2 separate regions of the Homo sapiens genome follow, and region 2 is linked to region 1. A link is an interaction called in ENCODE POLR2A ChIA-PET data of the cell type or tissue named here. Cell type or tissue: PC-3. All regions are shown on one strand. Each heading gives the region's core, and the rest is flanking DNA. Links, peaks and the distances in the headings are about the cores only.

The links. Peaks named below come from ENCODE experiments on the same cell type or tissue, not always from the same donor. Only the 100,000 strongest peaks of a DNase experiment are listed, where the experiment ranks them.
Region 2: POLR2A ChIA-PET joins it to region 1 with 5 read pairs; 1 of 35 experiments calls an interaction of 5 or more read pairs at or near these places.

The regions. Positions count from the first base shown.
Region 1 is chr3:157,793,376-157,797,779 of GRCh38, forward strand. No RefSeq gene overlaps it. Among named protein-coding and RNA genes, the nearest start is that of VEPH1, 290 kb to the left of the region's middle. In PC-3, for the core only: no CTCF peak of the experiment used is centred there; a DNase peak (open chromatin) is centred at 1,636; H3K27ac peaks cover 670 bases.
Region 2 is chr3:159,625,387-159,629,711 of GRCh38, forward strand. The region is part of intron 4 of IQCJ-SCHIP1 (IQCJ-SCHIP1 readthrough); the gene reads left to right. The region is part of intron 1 of SCHIP1 (schwannomin interacting protein 1); the gene reads left to right. Among named protein-coding and RNA genes, the nearest start is that of IQCJ-SCHIP1-AS1, 140 kb to the right of the region's middle. In PC-3, for the core only: no CTCF peak of the experiment used is centred there; DNase peaks (open chromatin) are centred at 2,055 and 2,445; H3K4me3 peaks cover 285 bases; H3K27ac peaks cover 1,810 bases.

The sequences.
Region 1 (4,404 bases), core at 84-4,083:
ACCATGATGGCTAATTTTCTGGGGCCCCAAAGCAATCACTACATCTTCCCAGCATTTACTCTATCCTATCTCATTAGCAAAATCTCAGCCACTGTATTTATTTTCCTAAATTATCTTTTTTGGGGGAAACATTAACAAGAATTCAGTATAATCCACATAATGAAAAGATTTTGCTACTGGATTTATTCTATTAGAAAAATAAAAAATTAAACATAAGCCATATTTGTGTATATATATATATATATACACACATCTGTGTGTATATATACATACATATATTTCCATTACTTTGCTTGAAGGAAAAGCTCTGTTTATGAGCAATTATTTATACATCTGGCTTATAATAAAATCATATTATGCAAAAGAACAGAATCAACTCAAAGATGAAATTCTGATTATAACAATATGGGGGCTTTACAATATTCCATTAGGGAGAAAGGAAATGCTAGTCAGCAACCCAACCAGGAAAAACTATTTTGGTCCATAAATTATGCAGCTTTGTGTTTATTCAATTAAGTTAATCCTAAATGAATCCTTCTGTGAAAACGCTATGTAAACACTGCAACATACAACAGGCAAGCAGTGCTGGGGGATGCCTGCGCAGAGGATTGCCAATTGGATCTGTCCCACCATGGAGCGGCTCCAGTTGCTCATTCGCTCAACTCCACCGACATCTCCAACAGTGTGAGATCAGGTTTAATAAAAACTCCGTCTGGCTCCAGGGCCGCGCAAATCCAGGTGAGGCCTCGCAAGTCCTTGAGACTTGATTGTTTGGGGCTACAGCAACAGAAATTTGATGGAGGTTTTATTAAATCTGTGAGAGACTTAAGAAGCCTCCTATTGCTTTAAAAGGCAATATAGAGTATTGGGAGGGCTGCCCTTCTGGGTACATATTGAAAGTTCTATTGTAGTATGAGGATTTGATAGGCAATTGTCCCTTTTCATGACTCTGCATTGAGTAAAGCAGGTCAATATTGGAATTCATATACACATCTGCATTTGCTATAATTCCATTTCTACATTCACAATAAATAATTGACTTAGCAGGGTTAAAACTAATAGCTATGAGAACCTCTGTACTTCAGGAAAGAATTTTCCCTCTGCAATTTGCCCTGTGGCTGGTATCCTTCTCTAGGCCTTGATGATAGTCACCTGGGAGCTCAGAGTTTGATTTCTAATTGATAGAGAGCTCCATGATATAAACTCAGCTCGTTCTTTTTTTTTTTTTAATCTATAATAGCAATACAGTCAACACTGATTCGACTATTTGGTTACAGTGAAGAGCAAGTGGTGGCCCAAATAAAGGAAACAAGGAAGAGGTGGTAATGGGACAGCTGGAAAACATTATCTACCCCCAAGAAAACAACGCTGGTGGTCAGCTAACATTGCAGGGTTTTGAGATAACAGTACATGAAAAACCTTTGTGATTTTCTTCTCCCAAAATGTGGGTTATGTTAAAATTCCATGAAACTAAGATTTTAACTTGATGCCTTTGGATACCAACAGAAACATATTTTCAAAATGGTATTCATTGTAGTAATTTAACCTCTCTAAGTCATCTGGAAGACACAACAATTTGGAAATCACCAATGGTAAATAAGGTATTTTGTTTTTCTTTCTGCCGCTACTATTTAAAGTAGGATGACTCACAGCCTCTTGGAGCTAGTACACTTCTATCATGAAATTTTTTTTAAAAGGAAACAATAAATACATAGTAGTCTCACAAGGAGATATTTGGATGACTTATTAAAGCTCTAATCTCTACCAAACTTTGGAAATATGCATGGTCAATCTAAAAGTGCTAATATAAAAAGTCACTGAGTTATAAAACTAAGGAAGTATTTTGGATTACTTTGAATAGAAGGATGTGCAATTGTGGACCTTAATTAAAATTTGTGGATCTCACAAAAAGAACCACACAGTGCCAGCAATTCCATGTCTCAGGCCCACAGTCAGCTCAGTATTTTGCTACCACTAGTTTTCTCCATTTTTTTTTAATAGCATGTAGTAAGTGAACAATAATAGAACTGATTCTGAAGGTTATTTAAAGCAAGGCATTTGTAGGTGCATAGCTGTCAGATTTTTGAAGAATAATTCCAACTATGTCTTAAACTAAAATTTTGTTATTCTCCTGCACAGTAGCATAAAACAAAATGTCCCACAGCAATTCAGATTGAAGTTCCTTGTGCTCAACGTCCAACAATAAAGGGAACAATCTTTAAATAACTTAAGTAGTTATTTTAAAACTGTCTCCTTTCAAAAATATGTTATCCAACGTCTGAGTCTTTCAGAAGTTAAATCTTTGAGAAATGAAATGAGGAATCTGGCGATTAGAACTAGGGTACCATTATGGCCTTGGTCAGATATGGACACTGCAATTTTTCAGATACAAAAAGACTGCCAAGTAAGTCTAATAGTTTCCCATTCCACACCCCCCCACCCCCGTTACTTTCTCTGTCTCCTCTCTGTGTGTTGGGTGATGGAGGAGCAGTGAGTGTGTGCATATACACATGTGCCTGGGTGGGTATGATAAGTAAGCCTGTGTCTGTCTTTGATCTTAATTTTCCCAATCAGGAGGATGAAAAGAAGACAGATATGGTGAACCCTAGAGGGACAGTTTTTTGTTTTAAAAATGTTAACTGATGTAGATACCATTCAGGTCCTGTATTTTATTCAAAATTCAGAAAGGAAGACTCATTCCACCTGTGAAGGAAATGGGCACTCTCACCCCATAGAAAGCCTATGATTCGGAAAATGTGAACACTAAGGAGGACCATTTGGAAATGTTTTTGGTCTTGCTCCAGTGCCTGCAGAGGCTGTGATGGATATGTTGGCTGAAGGCTCTTCTGACTTCCACCCCAAGCCACCACCTTGGTACACCGCTGCTGCTCCCTCCCTGAAGTATTTTCAGGCCATGGACAGGGATCATCCACAAAAAGTTTTTTGCTCTTATAAATGTTATTGTTACAAACTTGTAAATGAGTGAAAAAAAAGAGTTGTCAATAGCCCTTCATATGTTTGTTTAACAAATATTAATTTCCTGTCACTCTGTGCTCTAAATAAGATGGAAACAAAAATATATACAACAGTGCCAGTCCACAGTGCAAACATCAATAAACAACAAGCCAGGCCACTGAATTGCTTCCTCCACGTTGTTAATAATGTTATCATCGTTTATTACTAGTAAACTTTTGACATAGAACCTGGTTCTGTTTGGCCCATGAAAAACAAGGCTTCTATGACCTAAGTGGTATAACCTCAGATAGACAGTTCTGCTTAGATAACACCCAGGATGATGATTAATCCAAGGAAGAGCAGAGTACAGCTGGTACAATGTCTACCCCTTCCACCATACTCACCCACAGCCTTATTTTTAATCATTTTTCTATGATTCAAATTTAAAACTGGAACAAAAATATTACTAGTTTTTTTTAAGTTGTTTGAGGACACAGAACAAGTGTCACTTTCTTCATGTTCTCCTGTGCCTAATGTGGTGTCTTACACAGAGTAGTCATTTAATAAGTAGTTAAGTTGACTTGGACCTACTCCATTTTCAAAATATCTAAACAATGACTAAAAATAAATTGTAAATCTTAGGAAGAAAGCTCTGGTGTAATAAGAAGCCTACCCACTCTAATTTAAGGGGAAAAAAGGTGGGTAAAAAATTTCAACATAACTACTCCTCAAAATCAATCAGTTTATGAATAAAATGTATCTTTGTTCAACAAATTCATCTATAAACATAGTTATTAATTCATTGAGTGCACATATATTTTTTTGAGACAGAATCTCACTCTGTTGCCCAGGCTGGAGTGCAGTTGTGAGTCAGAGTTGACTCACTGCAGCCTCTGCCTCCTGGTCTCAAGCGATTCTCGTGCCTCAGCCTCCCAAGTACCTGGGACTACAGGCATATACCACCACACTTGGCTAATTTTTTTGTATTTTTTAGTAGACACGGGGTTTCACCACATTGGCCAGGCTGGTCTTGAACTCCTGACCTCAAGTGATCCACCCACCTCAGCCTCCCAAAAAGCTGAGATTACAGACATGAGCCACCATGCCCAGCCACATATTTTCATTAAACACCTACTATATACTTGATCTTTTACTAAGGTGTAGAGTTTTAAAATGTTGTCATACAGAGAGATGGGTAAGAGATGGATAGAGAGATAATGATGACATCAAAGCTGTCACTAGGTTATCATGGTCCTTTCTGCACAATGGTTTAAACCTCACAGAAGGTAGAAACGTCATGCACAAGACCAAGTTTTGTACTTCCTTGCTGTAGACTTGCTTCTTTCTTTCTCACTGGCTTCATGTTCTCAACTCACACTCAATTCCTTTCTCTCTAGCTCTAGGTTTCTTTCTCCCTGGCTCTAGCTCTAGCCTAGAGTTTATAATTAC
Region 2 (4,325 bases), core at 1-4,000, 1.8 Mb after region 1:
TCACCCTTATTAACCAGGAAGCTTATGGGGACCAGTTCGAATAGCATTACATTTCAAATACGTACCTCAAGAGCCCAAAGTAACAGCATTGTTCTGTCCTCTTTCTCAAAGAATATTAAAATGATTAAAATACTAAATCTTTTTTCTCTTCTCTTTATTTCCCTCCTACCTAATGTTGCACTAAATTTTTCTAGCGAGTTTGCTTCACGTTAGTAGTTTGCAATCAGCCGTAGTTGGAATTCTTACACCATGGAACTGGGCAAAGGCTACAAATGGGCTCTTTTTTGTTTCCAGAAAGCTGGTTTGTCTGCACACCACTGTTCCAACCCACAGCTTCTCCAAAGCCTTTCTCCTTAACTCCCAACTTATCCCCACCCACCTGCCTCTAGAGTAAACTCATCCTTCACACTCAAGCTTCACGGCTTCCCTCCCTTCTGTATTACCCTCCCTATGTCTCAGCAAGTTAATACGTAGATCAACTGTGCTTCTCCCTACATGTAGAGGACAGAGAAGAACCCAGCTAGCAAATACAGGGCTGTCTGGTGGAATAGGAAAAAGATGCTGTTAAACCAATACTGGGTCAACAGCAGCTTTCCCCTCAGGAGGATTTGACATGAACAGCGATGGTAGTTGCTCTATACTAAACTTGTGGCACCTTCTAAAACTAAGACTGAAGGCTTCCCCACTCTAGAGTGCAGCTTATATAGATAGATAGATAGATAGATAGATAGATAGATAGATAGATAGATAGATATATCTAGATATATATATATATCTAGATATATCTATCTATCTAGATAGATAGATAGATAGATAGATAGATATATCTAGATATATATATATCTAGATATATCTATCTATCTATATAGATAGATAGATAGATAGATAGATAGATAGATAGATAGATAGATAGATTTTTTTTTACCTTAACCAAAGAACAAAAGAAAAGGAAGCAAGTTATTTACTTTGGGAATGAGGGCTTGTGGAGTCTATCTTCCTTCACCTCAGGGGCTATATCACTTACAGCCACTGTCTCAGATGGTACCTGGAGTCCTTCCTGCCCATGTTTCTTGAAGGATCTAATCAGACATGATGTCACCAGTTTCTATACTAGTGGCTCTCTATCAGTGGTCCAACAAGGGTCGTCTGGGGCATGAATGACCCATTATATTATATAATGTGATAGTAAACTCAAGAGGTTAAAAAATTTATCCACCAAACAAAGCTTAGCAAACATAACAGTTTGCCTGGTGTAGATAGTAGTTTGCTTTTTCACATTCAGGCCAGACTAACAAGACCATTCAGTTGTGAGAAGTATCCTTCTCATGTGAGGATTCTACAGGCTGTTGTGTGGTTTGTTGTCCCCTGATGCAGTCCCTGAAGAAGCTGGTCTCCTAGATTGCATTCCTGTCCTCCCTTTTGTACATGCATTGGGATTGGCAAGTGTCCTAGACAAAACAGTATTATATTGCCAGTCAGCTGCCATTTGACTGAGGCTTTTAAGTTCTGGGATACAAGTGCAGAATGTGCAGGTTTTTTACATAGCTATACATGTGCCATGGTGGTTTGCTGCAGCTATCAACCCATCATCTAGGTTTTAAACCCCACGTGCATTAGGTATTTGTTCTAATGCTCTCCCTCCCTTTGCCCCCACCCCGACGGGCCCCGGTGTGTGTTGTTCCACTCCCTGTGTCCATGTGTTCTCATTGTTCAACTCCCACTTATGCATGAGAACATGCACTGTTTGGTTTTCTGTTCCTGTGTTAGTTTGCTGAGAATGATGGTTTTCAGCTTCATCCATGTCCCCGCAAAGACTGTGGCATTTTTGTAATTATTAGTGAAATTATAGACCATGGACTTCTCCACGCCACTATGGTAGCAGAGAATCTTCTAAGTTATCCGTAAAAGATTTATTTAAATATTTTATTTTCTCTCAAACTGCATGGTGAGGCAAATATATTTTATCCACAGGAATGGCCCCAGGCAGAGAAAAGACAGGAAAACAACATTTACTTGGCACTGGCTGTCTGCCAGACACTATTCTCAGCAAATTACCTCATTTAATCCTCACCCTATGAGGGAAGTACTATTATAATTCCCATTTTACAGATACACAAATGAAGAATCAAAGATGTAAAATAATTGCCCAAGAGCTAGAAATTGGTTAGAAACTGGTTGAGCCAGGATTTGCACCTAAGTCTATCTGGCATATTCTTCCCAGTAAGTTGTGCTATGTTGCTTATCTGGGAGTTCATCGCCTAGTGAGATGGCCTAGCCAGGTTGAGCCTATGATGAAGAAAAATATTCATCTGAAGAACAACTTGATAGGCTGAATCAAATTATTTTTAAAATCTACTGGAGGGTTTCTGAGGCTGCCAGGACTTGGAGGCCAAGATCCCGAAGAGAAGAGAAATTTATTGAGGCAATGTCAATATTGTGTGCTTTGCAATGCTTGTAAAAGTGTTTGCTGACTCTTACGTGGTTTTGGACGGAAGGCAGCTGCTGAAAGGTAGATAAAACCCATAGAGCTTTCCATAACCTCATTTGGCTGGAGGAAAGGGTTGGGCTTACTAAAGCAGTCAGAACTTTGGGAACCAAGATCCTAAGAAATAAATTAATGCAGAAAAGTGAACCCATCATTTTAACCAAGTTTTCATCTCAGGACATTTGCTAATTCTTAAGTTTTGAAGAGCAAGAGGCTAAGAAGCCAAAGTAACTGAGGAGTGGAGTTTTTAGCAGTCTTGTAGAGCTGTGAGATCAAAGTTGGAGTTCAAGGCTCACCAAAGAGGAGAAGACCTCTAAGCACTCAGGGACTTACACTAGAGACCTACACTCAAGAAATGTAGGTGAACAGAAGAAGAAACAACTTACAAAGCTTGGAACGAGCTGTGAGGGTTAGGGTCGAATTGTGGAGGTTTGCTCCTGTCTGACAGAATATATTTGGGAAAATAGTTAACATCATCCAGAGCATCTTCAATACTTCATGCACAGTGTCTGACATTCATCTAAAGTTACCATGCATGCCAAGAACTAGGACCAAGAGAAGAAGAAAAACAGAAAATGGAAGCTGACGTACAAGTGATGCAGATATTGGATTTTTCAGACATACTTTAAAATAACTATGATTATTAGGTTCAAGAAAATGCAAAACAAGATATAGAATTTCACCAAAGACCTGGAATCTGTAAGAAAGAATTACACAAACATTCTAGAAATGGAAAAAAATACAAGAATTGAAAGTAAAAGATGTATGAGAACCCAAAGGTATACCTGTTTATTTAAACCCAGAATTTAGGAAAAGCCAACAATACATGTAGACACATAGCTATTAACAGGCATTTTCTATGTGTAAAACAAGGTCAATAAAACAATATAAAAAATAACAAAACACAAAATGACCTTTATAGCATGGCCATAAAATCTGAAATATTAAAGATATCAAAGCAGCACCTGATTATGTTTTAAAGATTTTTTATGTGTAAAAATTTACTAAAAATACAACATAAAATCATAAAAACATACAGTTGGTGGAGAATAGACAAAGCCCACTCTTTAAGAAAAATTGTCTCTATAAAATACACAAAAGATGAGGTAAAAAAAGTGAATCTTCCTTTATTTAGACATTATCCTAAAAATAATAGATGATAAACTCAAAAGAGTACATTCTATCAATTATACATGCTGAAAATACGGTAATGATAATGCATAATATATTCTGTATCTGTAACTCATCAAGTTACTTGAAGTTAAACAAAAACACACACACACACACACACAACTTGATTACATTATTCTCTTAAGAAGACATTGAGACCCCAGGAGGTCCAGGCTGCAGTGACCTGTGATCAAGCCACTGCACTCCACTCTGGGTAACAGAAAGAGACCCTGTCTAAAAAAAGAAAAAAGAAAAAGAAAAACAAAAACAAAACACTGAATTTTCTTTTTCTGGCTAAGTCTTCTCCATTTGCTTATTTCAGAAATTTGCTTTTCCAAAGATGAGTTCACCCTGTCCCATTTTGGTACAAAACCTTTCATTTTATCTTTGAGCTTCTGAATTAACACTTTATTCCTACCAAATCTTATTGTTCAGGGATCAGGCAGTTAGTTTAAAGGATGAATCATGCCTATCAACAGGCCTGGCAGTTGCAGTCAACAGCAAATTGTGATTTCCAGAATGAAAGTGACTTGTTGCAGGACAACACTTACCAGCATGTGACCTGGGGCAAGTCACAGCCTCCCTGAGCCTCTGCATCTGTAAAGTGGGCTCAATTCCACCTCCTTCACAAGGCTGTTGTAGAGATTAAACAAAATAGACCATGTGAAAG